Linked DNA regions of Homo sapiens: region 1 is linked to region 2. Evidence: read pairs that join two places in POLR2A ChIA-PET (ENCODE). Cell type or tissue: PC-9. All regions are shown on one strand.

The links. Peaks named below come from ENCODE experiments on the same cell type or tissue, not always from the same donor. Only the 100,000 strongest peaks of a DNase experiment are listed, where the experiment ranks them.
Region 1: POLR2A ChIA-PET joins it to region 2 with 10 read pairs; 2 of 35 experiments call an interaction of 5 or more read pairs at or near these places.

What each region holds. Positions count from the first base shown.
Region 1 is chr4:169,225,093-169,233,092 of GRCh38, reverse strand. The region is part of intron 2 of SH3RF1 (SH3 domain containing ring finger 1); the gene reads left to right. Among named protein-coding and RNA genes, the nearest start is that of SH3RF1, 42 kb to the left of the region's middle. RefSeq lists enhancers at 2,931-3,610, 6,797-7,996. In PC-9, no CTCF peak of the experiment used is centred here; DNase peaks (open chromatin) are centred at 1,282, 3,352, 6,992 and 7,442; H3K4me3 peaks cover 786 bases; H3K27ac peaks cover 4,492 bases.
Region 2 is chr4:169,311,757-169,319,756 of GRCh38, reverse strand. The region is part of intron 2 of LOC105377529 (a long non-coding RNA gene); the gene reads left to right. Among named protein-coding and RNA genes, the nearest start is that of SH3RF1, 45 kb to the right of the region's middle. RefSeq lists an enhancer at 7,594-8,000. In PC-9, a CTCF peak has its summit at 7,914; no DNase peak of the experiment used is centred here.

The DNA.
Region 1 (8,000 bases), 87 kb after region 2:
ATTTTTAGTAGAGATGGGGTTTTGCCACGTTGGCCAGGCTGGTCTTGAACTCCTAACCTTAGGTGATCTGCCTGCCTCGGCCTCCCAAAGTTCTGGGATTACAGGTGTGAGCCACTGCGCTTGGCCCAGTTTACCATTAATATAATCTGCTGCATACGAAGGCTTGATATTTACAACCAGGCAGTTCACACTACCGATCAGTAGACTAGTAGATTATATGTTCAGAGTTTAGGGTTTAAACTGAAGTCTTGCTTATTTATTTGATGGGCATGAACCTTATTTCTGGCTTTGAAGTGTATCACTGAAGAGGGGTAAAAACATATCTAGTAGCAGCCATTTTTCAGGATTAAAGTACAGTTTATCAAAATTTACCCAATCAACTCCCATTTTATTTAGCTATGATAAATGTTCCATGCTCTTACAGCCAGAAAGTATCTGATTATTAACTCAAGTAAACTTGAATTCATTTGCTGCAGCCAAACTGCTGCTCTGGGATAGGATGTGACCAAAGTTTGTACTTTATTTTAACCTCTAGGGATTGGAGAGAAAGGACCAGTGGGATGATGAGAAGTCTTGGATTCTGGAGGCCATTTTAGCCATTTATTCATTATTATGTGACTTTGGGCAAGTCTTGTGATCTTTTTGAAGTTCCGTTTCATATCCATTACAAATGAATAACAGTTGTCACGCCACACAGAGTTATGGTAACAGTGAACTAATTTCGAAGACACTGTGAAAAACACAAAGCTCACTGACTTGGTCTACCTGTTTCTAGTTTCTGCTTCCTCCATTTCATTCTTCACATTGCTATGGCGGTCTTTCCCAAATGTGGATTTGAACATCATTCCCTTTTAAAATTCCTTAACAATAGTCCAAAAATTTTGGCACTGTCTCCAAGAGCCTGTTGGGTCTGATATCCTTTCTTGCCTCACAGGTGCTTACTAGCGCTCGTACTGGCCACACTGGCCATCCAGTGTTTAAAATGCTCTAAGCCAGTTCCTGTATGCCTGGCTTTGCAAACTCTCCTGTCCTGCAGTACCTGTCTACCTAACCAGAAACCTGGCCTGGTGCTCTCTCCCTTCAGTGGAGGCCGTAAGGTCTTCCTTTTTGCTAATACTATGTCTGGAATATGTCTCCATTAGAGGAAAAAATTTTAAACTGTTGAAATACTTTTCCCCTTCTTCTCCTTCTAGAATAACAGGTTTTTAAAGACAGGACCTGATACTTATATATCCTTGAATGTCTAATGTCAAACAGTACCTGACATGTAGTAGGTATTTGATGACTATTAAGTGAATGAGTCAGTAATTGAAAACAGATGGTTCACACAGAAGTAGAAAGAGGCGTTAGTTGTCCAGGTGATTTGGAAGGGAGCAGTAATGCATAGTGGGTGGTTATGTTGGATGGAGGAGTGAGTATTCTATAGCAGCTTTGAGCAAAAACTAATCTTAGTTATTTAGAATCTTGAGTGTAGGAGAAATTTATTTTCCTTTTTATTTATTTATTAAAAAAAAAAATTTTTTTTTTGAGACGGAGTCTCGCTGTGTCACCCAGACAGGAGAGCAGTGGTGCAATCTCGGCTCACTGCAACCTCTGCCTCCTGGATTCAAGCGATTCTCCAGCCTCAGCCTCCTGAGTAGCTGGGATTACAGCCATGCGCCATGACGTCTGGCTAATTTTTGTATTTTTAGTAGAGACTGGGTTTCACCATATTGGTCAGGCTGGTCTCGAACTCCTGACCTCGTGATCTGCCTGCCTTGGCCCCCCAAAGTGCTGGGATTACAGGCATGAGCCACCACACCCAACTTATTTTCCTTTTTATTTATGAGTAACAAATTTGGGATAACAAACATGACCAGAAAAAGTATAGTAAGAACAACAATAATGTAATAATGGGCCACATTTGTGGAATGCTTATGTACCAGTACTATTCTAAGTGCCTTGTATACTTTAACCCAGTTAATTCTCACAACAACCCCATGAGGTAAGTATTACGACCACCTTCTATTTACAGATGAAGAAACTTGGGCTCTGGGAAGGTAAGTAGCCTTCCTATGCCCTAGCACCGGTGGCCTTTTCGTTACATTTTAGCACCTCACAGGAGTGGACCAAGACACTGTTTTTCAACCTTTTGAGCCTATTGTTTATACTTGAGGGCTATAAACTTAAAAAATAATTGTCATTTTAATAGAATTTTTTAGAGGGGGACTCAGTAATTTTTTTTTTTTTTTTTTTTTGAGGTGGTTTCTCACTCTGTCATCTACGCTGGAGTGCAATGGCACGATCTCAGCTCACTGCAACCTCTGCCTCCTGGGTTCAAATGATTCTCCTTCAGCTTCCTGAGTAGCTGGGACTACAGGTGTGTGCCACCACGCCCAGCTAATTTGTGTATTTTTAGTAGAGATGGAGTTTCACCATGTTGGCCAGGCTGGTCTTGAACTCCTGACCTCAGGTGATCTGCCCATCTTGGCCTCCCAAAGTGATGGGAATACAGGTGTGAGTCACTGCGCCCACGTGGAATCAGTGATATTTGAATAATTGATACTTAATATTTTTAGCTTTGAGATTTTTTATTTTAGATTGAAATATTTCTATTTTTTATAGAAAAACAAATGAAAACTAAAGGAAATTTCCCATCTCTTTAGAATTAACCTTAATTCCTTTTAATTGAGTATTTATTACTCTGTATGAAGGAAAAAACATTTTGAAATGCTTTTCATAAATCTGTCTCTTGCTTATGTGTAGTGGATGGGGCATCCACGGCTCTATTTGAGGGTCAGTATTTTGAATCAGATACATTTGGATTCTTTATAAACATGGGTAGGTTCATTTAGCTGTGCACCATTTAAAGTCATATTGAATTAAACATTGTTTTTTATTTTATTTTTATTTTTGAGACAGAGTCTCATTTAGTGGCCCAGGCTGGAGCAGCGTGATCTTGGCTCACTGCAGCCTCCGCCCCTGGGTTCAAGCAGTCTCCTGCCTCGGCCTCCCGAGTAGCTGGGATTACAGGCATGCACCACCACGCCTGGCTAATTTTTGTATTTATAGTAGAGACTGGGTTTCACCATGTTGACCAGGCTAGTCTCGAACTCCTGACCTCAAGTGATCCACCCGTCTCCACCTCCTAAAGTGTTGGGATTACAGGCATGAGCCACCTCGCCTGGCCAAGCATTGTTTTTTAAAGGACCCACTCATGTAAATACAATTAGAGACAGCAGGAGCCTTTTCATATTTGTGTTGTTTCAAGTAGATTTTAATTGTAGTTGCAATTTGGCATTGATTTGACATTTGATATTTGAAATGCCTTTCATCCGTCGTATACTCTCAGGAGCATAAAGTGGGGCTGGTTTTGTTCCCAGTTGTGATGAGTAAGCTGTGGGGCTTACTCATGAGTAATACTCTGTGGAGATATGCTCTACATTAGTATTCACTTCTCACTTTCTTGCCTCAGCCCAGGTTATTTATAGGGATGTTAGGAAAACGTTCTGAAAACAGTGATGTTAAACAAAGTTAGAGGACTTTTAACACTTAGTATGCATTGTGACCCTCTAAAAGAGAGGCATGGTATACGTCCTTTTCCAAATGTATGTGGCCACCGAATAGGTTTTTTTTTTGGGTGGGGGGGTGGTATACCAATTTATGTTTCCAGGTGTTCTAAGGAACACAATTTGGGACACAAAAAAAAAGACATCATGTGTTGTACAATAAAGTATTATATTTAGATTGCTGTTTTGAAGAGTCAGAAAATTCTTCCTCTGATTGTTATTAAAGAAGGTGACCTACAAAAGTATTGGAGAATTGGGTTAAGTTTGACAAAAGAACTGTTTTTAATTAAATTCAAATGTTAATTATTCTAGGTAAGTCTCAATAAAAAAGGAATTATAAAGATGAGTTCAGTTTTCCACAAGCCACTGCACTCCAGCCTGGGCCGCAGAACAAGATCCTGTCTCAAAACAGAAAACAAAAAGCAAAACAAAACTCTTAAGTATGATTATATTACGTATCAAACCCTGTAAACTAAAAGAGCTCTTTCCTGGTGAGACTGTCATGCCTTTTTTTAAAAAAATAAATCAGGTTAAGCTGTTTTCAGGTTTGCACTCTTGGAACCATCTGGAATTTGTTTGTTTGTTTGTTTGTTTTTCGAAGAACAGAATTTTTTTTGTTTTTTTAAAGTAAAATTCTAACATTACAAAATTATAGGAGACACTTGTGGAAGTATTCATTAGAATTAGTCTAGAATTATCAAATTAGGGCAGGGAAATCTAAAAAACTTTTGGGTATGGGTGTGGTATATGTCTGTGAGTCTGTATGAAAAATAAAATAGAAAGTGTACTGATGGATGATTCCATGCTGCAGTAGGCAGACTAATGTGTCATTCCCTTTCCCTCCCCTCAAGATGTTTACATCCTAATCCCCAGAGCCGTGTGTTATTACATGGCAAAGAGTTAAGGTTGCTAATCAGCTGACCTGGAGAGGAGATGATGATCCTGGGTTATTTGGATGAGTCCAGTGTAATCACTGGGGCTTTTAGAAGTGGAATAGCGAGGCAGAAGACAAGGTCCGAGTGATGTTATGTGATGAGGAACTCAACCTCCTGTTGAAGATGGAGGAAGGGGCCCCAAGGCAAGTGATGCAGGCAGCCTCTGGAAGCTGGAAAAGGCAAGAAAACAGATTTTTCCCCTAGAACCTCCAGAAAAAAAACACAGCGCTGCCAACACCTTGATTTTAGCTCAGAGAGACCCATTTTGTACTCTGACCTCCAGAACTGCAAGATAACAAATTTGTGTTATCTTAAGCCATGAAGTTTGTGCTAATTTGTTACAGCAGCTGTGGGAAACACATGTCTACTGAAATGTGTTTAGATGGTCTACTTGTGTTTGAAGACTATCTGCCTGTGTAGGCAATATTTTCTAGTGCAGATTTTTAATTCTTGCAGAAGGTATACATTTAGAATATGTACTTAATATATATTCTATTCAATGATGGTCTGCTCACTGTTCCTGGAAACAGCTGAAAAAGTAGAATAGGGAGGTAACTACGTGAACAAAAATAGTAGTTAAAAATGCGTTATGTTGCTTTTATAGGAAATGAAATCCTTAATAAAATTCAGTTCAGGCATTTGGGATTCTGAATCACTTCATGACTGTGATTTGTAGAGTTCCCTTCATTCGCTCTTGTGACATTATTTTGAAAAATTTCTCTTCCTGAATTGAAAAATGCAATAAACTCTGTTCTCGTGTCCAGGGATGGTACATCTTCCTGTGGGAAATTCCACTGTCTATCCCGTAGCCCTTTGACATTCCTCTTAAAAGTAACTGGGTCTGGCTTCGATGGGCACTGTTCTATGGTTGTAGATAATGTGGTCTTTCTACCTGTAAGTTGTTTCCAGGCCACTGGTAGAGAAAGGCACACAGAGAGAGTAATTGTAGATCAGTATGGTAGTATAGTAAAATAAATAATGCATAGATGTTATGGAACACCCCAGGGATCCCAGCTACCCCTGCCAAATGTTGTTTCAGAATATCAAATGCTAATTCAGATTTTAAACATTCTATTGCTGTGGGCTCCATTACAAGTTCTAAAGCATAAATTCCAACTCTATGCCTGATACCTGTTAAGACAACTACATATTTTTGTAGTCCATGGATAGTACATGAATCACTTTGTCATGTACCTATCAGTGAAAGATGAAATATTTGGTGATAAATACAGCTTATTCAAGAGGAACATTTTTCAAATGCACATAAGAGAGAATAGTTGTTTTTCATTTGCCATTTCAAAATTTTTAGTGTTTAATTCAGAGTTTTTTGGAAATAGGTTATTGATTGATGTTATAGTCTAATGATTTTTGTTATTTCCCATTCTTATCATTTTCTAATTGGAATTAATTAAACTCTTGGTTCTTTCTTATGTGTTTTTTTTTCAAGGCAGGGTGTTGCTCTGTCACCCGGGCTGGAGTACAGTGGCATGATCACAGCTTACTGAAGCCTCAACCTCCTGGGCTCAAGCAATCCTCCTGCCTCAGCCTCCCGAGTATTTAGGACTAGAGATTTGTGCCCCGACGCCTGGCTAGTTTTTCACTTTTTATAGAGATGGGGTCTTGTTATGTTGACCAGGGTGGTCTCAAACTCTTGGCCCCAAGTGATCCTCCCACCTCAGCCTACCAAAGTGCTGGGATTACAGGCATAAGCCACTATGCCTGGCCTCTTATGTATTTTTAAAAGCAGTTAGGTGACTGAGGTAGTACAATTTAGATTTAGAATTAGGTGACTAATGCTAGGCTAACACATTCAATTCATCATCCCAATCACAGTTATTATAAGACTTTAGCTTCACTGACAGTTTTGGCATACTGTGTAAAATAGATTTACAAAGATAGGTTTTATTATCTACAATAGTTTCCTATAAAATTGATGGTGCACTGTGGCCAATTTTTAAAAAAGCTACTGACCTAAAGTCATTTGCTGCTGTTGTGTGCCTTTCTGTATCTCCCTTTCTAGGGGGGTAAGGAATGGTTAAATGAGATTAGCATGGGCTTTGATGATCTCATTAATTACTTAGTTTATGTATTCTGATCTTTCTTGCTCTTTTTTTTTTTTCTTTAAATCAGGCTCCCTCAAATTTTTCTTCATTATAACATTCCATGTATTTTGCTTTTCACTGCTGTGGAATGGTAGTGTTATGGTGACCAGGAAAACCTTGATATGTAGACACGACAACTGTGATGAAAAGCAGAATGCTTTTGATTTATGAATTTGCAACTGAATTATAAATGTCAAGTGACTGTGAAAGACAAACCAAGTGGGAGTTTAAATTAATTTCAGAAACAAAATATACTCTTTTATCTATAGCGTGATTTGCATTGTCTGGGGGGTTCTTCATTCACTTACCAAAGGTACTTATCCACCTACCTCTTTCATTCATATTAAGTGCACTAAACAAAAGAGACAAACTATGAGTCACAACATTTGGTTGTTCTGATGTCACGACATTAAGTAGAATAATGGCATTAGTCAGAATATTGTTTCTCCTAGAAGTGGTTATCAGAAGTGTGTTGCTATATATATAATAGCTTTATTCATTGTCTCTTCTGTTGTGTTTAAGGGGGCTGTCAGCAACATGGCAGCCACTGCTTGATCATCTTCCCTTATCTGCCAGAGGAACAGGTGTCTCTTCCTCTTTCTAAGGGTAACATGTCTCTGCTCATCTCTTCTGTTTTCTTGTCGTTGGTGGGTCATATCATCCTGCAACTTCAATCTCTCCACTGGATTCTGCTCTTTAAGCTCTGCAAGTTAACTATTTTTACTTTTAAGACACACACACTCACCCAACCTACCCTCAACTCTGCTACTCCTTCAAGCTACCATCACTTTTATCACTTTCCTTTTATAACCAATCCTTGAAAAATAGTGTAGGCTCATCCACATTTCCTCAGACTGACTCACTTCCTTTAACATTGCAGTCACCTTTCTGTCTTGATGAAACTGCAGTCTTGACAGTCTCCAGACTCTCTTAGTCACTAAATCCATTGGCCTTTTACCCAGTTTACCCTCCTTTACATCTGTGCTTTTAACCCTCTTGCACACAGCATGATTCTTGAAATGACTTCCCTTCCTCATGTCCCTAGCGTTCTATCTAAGGTGTTTTGTGAGGTCTGCCTTTTCTCTGGTGGTGATCCTCTTTCCGTCTCGTGACTTTAGGGGTCACCATCTTGCTGATAACTCCCAAACAATTGCCTCCAGCCCTCACTTGTGCTGGAGCTCTGGTTCCACAAATCCAGCTGACTTTTCCTACCTGTGAAGTTGGCCAGCATTCAAACCTAATATGTCTGAAGCCGAAGCAGGTCATACTACCTTCCTTTTCAAATCCTCTTCTCCTTTCATGATGCTTTGCTTTGGTCATGTCCCTGTCATCCCTCTGTTGCCCAGGGTTAAATCTCAGGGTCAGCTGGTCATTAACTGGCACTAACCTTGTCTTGGTAATACCTTTTGAATTCA
Region 2 (8,000 bases):
TCAATGGTCTTTACAATTTGGCATGTTTTTGCAGTGGCTGGTACTGGTTGTTCCTTTCCATGTTTAGTGCTTCCTTCAGGAGCTCTTTTAGGGCAGGCCTGGTGGTGACAAAATCTGTCAGCATTTGCTTGTCTGTAAAGGATTTTATTTCTCCTTCACTTATGAAGCTTAGTTTGGCTGGATATGAAATTCTGGGTTGAAAATTCTTTTCTTTAAGAATGTTGAATACTGGCCCCCACTCTCTTCTGCTTGTAGAGTTTCTGCGGAGAGATCAGCTGTTAGTCTGATGGGCTTCCCTTTGTGGGTAACCTGACCTTTCTCTCTGGCTGCCCTTAATATTTTTTCCTCCATTTCAACTTTGGTGAATCTGACAATTATGTGTCTTGGAGTTGCTCTTCTCGAGGAGTATCTTTGTGGCATTCTCTGTATTTCCTGAATTTAATGTTGGCCTGCCTTGCTAGGTCAGGGAAGTTCTCCTGGATAATATCCTGCAGAGTGTTTTCCAACTTGGTTCCATTCTCCCCATCACTTTCAGGTACACCAATCAGATGTAGATTTGGTCTTTTCACATAGTCCCATATTTCTTGGAGGCTTTATTCATTTCTTTTTACTCTTTTTTTCTCTAAACTTCTCTTCTCACTTCATTTCATTTCATTCATTTGATCTTCAATCACTGATACCCTTTCTTCCAGTTGATTGAATCGGCTACTGAAGCTTGTGCATTCATCCCGTAGTTCTCATGCCATGGTTTTCAGCTCCATCAGGTCATTTAAGGACTTCTCTACACTGGTTATTCTAGTTAGCCATTCGTCTAATCTTTTTTCAAGCTTTTTAGCTTCTTTGCAATGGGTTCAAACTTCCTTCTTTAGCTCGGAGAAGTTTGACCGTCTGAAGCCTTCTTCTCTCAACTCTTCAAAGTCATTCTCCATCCAGCTTGGTTCCACTGCTGGTGAGGAGCTGCGTTCCTTTGGAGGGGGAGAGGCGCTCTGATTTTTAGAATTTTCAGCTTTTCTGCTCTGTTTTTTTCTCCTCCTTTGTGGTTTTATCTACCTTTGGTCTTCGATGATAGTGATGTACAGATGGGGTTTTGGTGCTGATGTCCTTTCTGTTTGTTAGTTTTCCTTCTAACAGTCAGGACCCTCAGCTGCAGGTCTGTTGGAATTTGCTGGAAGTCTACTCCAAACCCTGTTTGCCTGGGTATCAGTAGCGGAGGCTGCAGAACAGCGAATATTGCTGAACAGCAAATGTTGCTGCCTGATCGTTCCTCTGGAAGCTTTGTCTCAGAGGGGTACCCGGCCGTGTGAGGTGTCAGTCTGCCCCTACTGGGGGTGCTTCCCAGTTAGGCTACTCGGGGGTCAGGGACCCGTTTGAGGAGGCCGTCTGTCCATTCTCAGATCTCAAACTGTGCTGGGAGAACCACTGCTCTCTTCAAAGCTGTCAGACAGGGACATTTAAGTCTGCAGAGGTTTCTGCTGCCTTTTGTTGGTGGCTATGCCCTGCCCCCAGAGGTGGAGTCTATGGAGGCAGGCAGGCCTCCTTGAACTGCGGTGGGCTCCACCCAATTCGAGCTTCCAGGCTGCTTTGTTTACCTACTCAAGCCTCAGCAATGACCCCTGCATCTTTCAAGTCCTTAATGGTGGCACTAATCTCTGTAATCCCTCCAGGGATGTGATATTGTTTTTGATTTACTATTTTTCTAGGTAGGGGAAGCTCTAATGGCTTCCATTTGGCCTTTCCCACCATAATAGCCCTCATCCTTAGTATTCATTCCCATGCCTGTTCTTCAGATTTCTGTTTATATAAATTAGAAAATGCAAGCAGTTCTTTTTGAGTGTAGCACACCTCCTCATGGGTTACATTCTCAACTTCACCTCCAGGGACCTGCCGGGACTTTAGTCTAGTTATAGGTCTGGAAGCAAACAGGGGTGTTGGGGGTGGCTCCTGGGGAGAATCAACATTATCTTGCCTGGCAGCTGCCTCAGGGGAGGCCATCACTGCTGCCTCAGGCAGTGCAGGGTTTATCTCCTCAGACAGAGATGGAAAGGCTGATGGCAGCATGGGTCAGGGAGGGATATTGCCCCTTCTGGGGATGGGAAAGATGTTCCCTCTGGCAAAAAAGGTTCATCAGAGTTTACAAACTCAGTGCCCCCAGCTTCATCAGGGTCCTCCCACATGTCCCTATTCCATGTTGCAGGGTCCCATTCTTTTCCAATCAATGCCCTCATTTTAACAGTAGACACCTGGCAAGGCTGTGGATGCACCTTTTGTTGCAGGTCAGCCACTCAACATGATAAGAGCTTGTGTCTGTTTTTCCATAATTTCAGCTCTTTTTCTACAGGCGATAAGACTCTCATTAGGATAATCTTAGCAGATTTGAGGCTCAGTGTCTGCTTCTAAAGCCGGGAGACAGAATCCCTGAGTTCATCATTTTCTTTCATCACTTTGTCCATTGAACTTAGAAGTAACCAATCAGCTTCATTATGCTCCCTGGTTCTCCACATATGGTCAAAGGTATTACGTATAGAGTCACTAAGCTCTTTGCCTCTCACGAGTGATGAATCAGGAGTGTCAAATGCATTTATTTTGCATAACTCTCTAAACAGTTCACGACAAGGACTATCAGCATTCTCCATACCATTAGAAGTAAAGTCTTTACCATTTTTGGGTCTAATCATATTAAGAAGCAAACTCCAGAAACCCCAAAACCAATGAAATAACTCCATCCTTAATATTCTGTCCCTCTAGAGCCACTCCTGGTACCAAAATCTGTATTTGTCAGGGTTCTCTAGAGGGACGGAACTAATGGAATATATATGAAGGGGAGTTTATTAAGTATTACCTCACATGATCACAAGGTCCCACAATAGGCCATTTACAGGCTGAGGAGCAAGGAGAGCCAGTCCGAGTCCCAAAACTGAAGAACTTGGTGTCTGATGTTTGAGGGCAGGAAGCATCCCGCATGGGAGAAAGATGTAGGCTGGGAGCCTAGGCCAGTCTCTCTTTTCCACATTTTTCTGCCTGTTCATATTCCAGCCGTGCTGGCAGCTGATTAGATTGTGCCCACGCAGATTAGGGGTGGGTCTGCGTTTCCCAGCCCACTGATTCAAATGTTAATCTCCTTTGGCAACACCCTCACAGACACACCCAGGATCAATACTTTGTATCTTTCAATCCAGTCAAGTTGACACTCAGTATTAACCATTACACCATTCAATCAAGACAAGAAGATCCCCAAATCTTTAGCACCCGCTGAATAAATTATCGAAGAGAAAACTCCATCCTTTCACCCACTGCTCCTCTCAACCTATTTTGTAATTCAAACTAGGTTTTCAGACATGATAGACAAACAGACATAACACACAGTGAAGCTGAGGGGGAAGGAGAGGTGGAGGGTTAACAATCAGAGGAAAATCGATCCATCAACCCTCATCCCTTCCTGCTATGGGATGAAAAACACTTTCAATTACTGTGTCCCCTGGGAAGCACAGAATTCAAAAAAATGTAAGCATCACATAAATTAGAAGTCATATTAAAATTACCTTTCACCCTTTCAAACATCCAGACTGAACTGGACCTCAAAGCCTTCAGAAGCTACTTCCTCCCTTGGGATAAGCAAGTGGCAGCAGCAGCGGCTGTCAAGTGCTTCAAAGGGCTGGGCTGAGATAAGGGCCAGGGATGTCTCAAACTACACCAGTCTGTCGTCAAGGAAAAGCAAGGACCTGGAGGCACCAATTGACTCTTTGCAGCAAGGAAGGGCCAGGGCTGGACTTCTGGGGCAACACGACATTTTTCAACTGGCCTTTGGGGGAAACAAAAATTTCTTTGCCCTTTTCTAAGACCAGGGAAGCTAAGTTTCACTGTCTATTTTCCCTGGGATTTCTTCAAGAAATAATGTGCTGCAGGCATTGTGCAGCCTGCTTTATGGGGCCTCAATCTAGAAGCAGGGCCACAAATAGGATAGAACTACACAGCCACAGGGGATGGGAGAGAAAAACTGCAAAGAATCATGCAGTATAAACAGGATCTTTCTTGCATAAGCAAAAATGTTCCTGTGGATTCCCTTTCCCAGAGATGATTAAGTCTTATCTCATGGCAAAATAATTCCTTTCTCCATATCTGTTTGGGCAGCGCTATGAAAATAAGTCAAACTAAACTATTGGCATGATCGTATTAGTCTTACTCTCAGAGAATATTTATTCTGAGAGCTATCAGTTGTCTTGCTCATTATCTATTTGGGTAAATTTCAAGAAATTATTCCATCTATTATTTCTTTTTGTACTTTCTGATGTCTTCCTTTGATATTTAGGAAAATAATTTATTTACAAACAGGAATGGTTTGCAAATAGCTTTTGTTCTAAAAGAAAAACTTCCAGTACAGGCTGTAAATCAAGATGATCAGATGCACTGTTTTCCAGAGATGAATCTCCAGATTTTAAATGTTTGGGGGACTTTATATAGAGCTTTCAAACCCTGAAGAATATATCTTCACCTCACATCTATCTTTAGAGTTGGAAGGGTGAAGACACTTGTCTATAAAAAATGAAATGAGATCCTTGGGAATTTGATGTCAGGGGGTCTCCAGGAGAGTACACTGAGCAGCGGGAACGCGAGCATTTGAGTCACATGTTCAGGCAATGAGTCCGAGGGTGTTTGGCTGCAATTCAAGTGAGCATGGCGCTGGCCTGGAGCCAGAATCATGAGCTGCAGAAACCATTTGCACTTTGGACTGCCGGGAAAGTGCCGGTGGATTTTGGAGCATGCACATACAGGTTACCTCTGCAGAGCTCACGAACTCTCTCCCTGAATTCCTGAATCACAAGCTCTTTTTTACTATTCAGTTAATTTAGTCATAGTCCCATTTCTGTGCTTCAATTTTTAACAGAAGACTTGGAACAATACTTATATTCCTATACTTCACTTAAGGGAAATATTTGAAGGGATTTTATTAATTTATGAGCTGAAAAACCATATAAACTGTTTAATAGTTCCTTGAATAAGACTTGAAGTACCAAGGTGACATTTTCCAGGCATTAGAAACTTGACAAGCAAGTCCTCTGGTTTTGATATGTCTTTGTTTTACCACATCATGAAGGGACAAAGGAGCAGGGTGTTTAAAAAACTGTTGTTATTTAATTTCTTTGTGCTTACCTGTTTATTGGAGATGATAACACAGAACCTTCCTAGGTTGGGGTGAGGATCACACATATGCCAACAACATCTGGCAGATGGTGGGCAGTCAGTAAATATTAGGTTCCTTTCTTTACCCCAAAGTTGACCTGAAAGCTCTGAAATATGTTATTCCAGGCCATTCATTAACTATCAAATAAAAACCAATGATTTCTTAGAACACCAGAAATGTCTAAGAGCACAAGGATAACCCTCCTCATGGGTTCAGGATCATGAGGCAAACTGAGGAATATTTTAAAACTATAAAGTATATAAATAATACAAGAATAAAAAGACAATCCAGTTATTCAGAATAAACAGAGACCTTCTATAACTACACCACAAAAAGACCAATAACTCAATTTAAAAATGGGCAAAGGATCTGAATAGACATTTCTCCAAAAAAGGTGGCTGACAAGCACATGAAAATATGTTCATCATCACTGCCCATCCGGGACATTGACATCAAAATCACAAAGAGATACCATTTCACATCCACTACGATGGCTGCAATTTAAACATAGATAATAAGTGTTGGCAAGGGTGCGGATAAATTGGTACCCTCATACACTGCAGATGGGAATATGAAATGGTGCAGGCACTTAGGTAGACAGTGTAACATTTCCTCAAAAGGTTAAACATAGAGTTACCACATGACTCAGCAATCTCACTCCAGGTATACACCTAAGAGAAATGAAAACCTGTCTGAATCTGCATAACAGCAATACTCATAATAGCTAAAAAAATAGAAACAAGCCAAGTGTCTATCAACTGATAAATGGATAAACAAAATATGATATAGCCATACAATGGAATATTATTCAGCAACAAAAATAATGAGGTACTGATACAACATAGGTGAACCTTAAAAATATTATACTAAGTCAAAGAAACCGGTAACAAAAGGCCACATATTATGTAATTCCTTTTATACAGAATGTCTAGAACGGATTAATCTCCAGAGGCAGAAAGTAGTTTAGTGGTTTACTAGGGGGTGGAGGTGGGGAGCATCGTTGGGGTGTGCCTTAGATTCCTAGGGCTGCTGAATAAAACTGGGTGGCTTAGGACAACCGGAACGTATTCTCGCCATTCTGGAGGCTGGAGGTCTGAAGTCAGCGTTGGCAGGGCCACGGTCCCTCTGGAGGACTCAGGGAAGAACACTTTCTTGCCTTGTCTTGCTTCTGGGGTTTGCCCCCAAATCCTTGGCATTCCTTAGTTTGTAGCTGCTTCACCGCAATCTCTGTCTCCATCTTCACACGGTCTTCTCCCCTGTGTGTCTCTGTCCCTGCATCCAAATTGCAGTCTTATAAGGATGCCAGTCATGTTGGATTCAGGACCAACCCTAATCCAGTATGACCTCATCTTTACTTGATTACATCTGCAAAGACCTCACTTCCAAACTGGGTCACATTCACAGGTTCTGGAGGTGAGGGCTTGAACATAATCTTTTTGGAGGGGACACAATCCAACCCACAGCCTGGGTGTGGAAAATGAGGAGTGACTGCTACTGCAGGAGAGTTTCTTTGGGGGATGATGAAAACGTCCTAAAATTAATTGTGAGGGTGGTTGCCCCACTCTTATAAGCATGCTAAAGAAAATCCCACTGACTTGTACATTTTAAATGGGTGAATTGTGTGGTATATGAATTATAGCTCAATAAAACTGTCATCATAAAGCAAAACTCTAAACAATGATCCTGCCCTCCGGTAGTTTATGGTTTAGTTAAGGAAACCAGTTTGCTCACATCAAGCAAGTGAACAACAGAAGTCCCTACAGAATGAAACATAAGGTTGTGCCACATAATGATAGATATCGTAGATGCTTAGAAAGGAAGGAGATAAACGAGAGTAGCCTAATCCCAGAGCACTTCATAGATAAGGTGTGATTTAAATGAAACCTTGAAATATGAGTAGAATTTAAAATTACTTCTCCGGGCATTTAGAATGGCTTGAAATTCCCTCAATACCAGTGTTCTCTCTCTTTTTTTTTTTTTTTTGAAATGGAGTCTCACTCTGCCGCCCAGGCTGGAGTGCAGTGGCACCATCTCAGCTCACTGCAACCTCCACCTCCCAGGTTCAAGCGATTCTCCTGTCTCAGCCTCCCGAGTAGCTGGGACTACAGGTGCCCACCACCACGCCCAGCTAATTTTTCTATTTTTAGTAGAGATGGGTTTTGCCATTTTGGCTAGGCTGGTCTTGAACTCCTGACCTCAGGTGATCTGCTGGCCTCGGCCTCCCAAAATGCTGGGATTACAGGCGTGAGCCACCATGCCTGGCCTAGCATTCTCTTTTGTCTCCAGCTTTTATTCGTCTGGTCCCTGTGCCCTGAACACTCCTCCTGGCCACTGGCTCCCTGGGGCTATGTCTGGCTTCTGTGCTGGGTCCCAAGCTGGGGATGCCAGCAGTGCAGCAATTGCCTGCATGGCGGGGTAGGAGGGACTGTCCTGTGTTTCTGTGCCTCCCAGGGGAGGTGTGGAGCCTGGGCTTTGCTAAAACGGAGATTCAATGCGAGTCCGCTGATTCTGGGGAGAGAACAGTTTGCTGATATTTTAGATATGCCCCTGGGAAGAATCAGAGAGACTGGAATTCTGTCTCTGCAACAGTCTTTAAGGAGAAATCGGAACCTACCCCTTGCAAGAAGCTAGGACTAAGCCCACGGTGGGGAGAGGAAGAAACTGAAGAAGCCAGGAGCAGGGTGATTCTAGGAGGGCCCTCTGGTTGTTGCCGTATGGACTGAAGAGGATTTTTTCCACTGGGGGCAGTAAAGAGTTGGTTTTGCATCCTGTTCTGGACTCTGTGTAGATAATAGTAAGATGATTTTCTTTCTGGCAATGG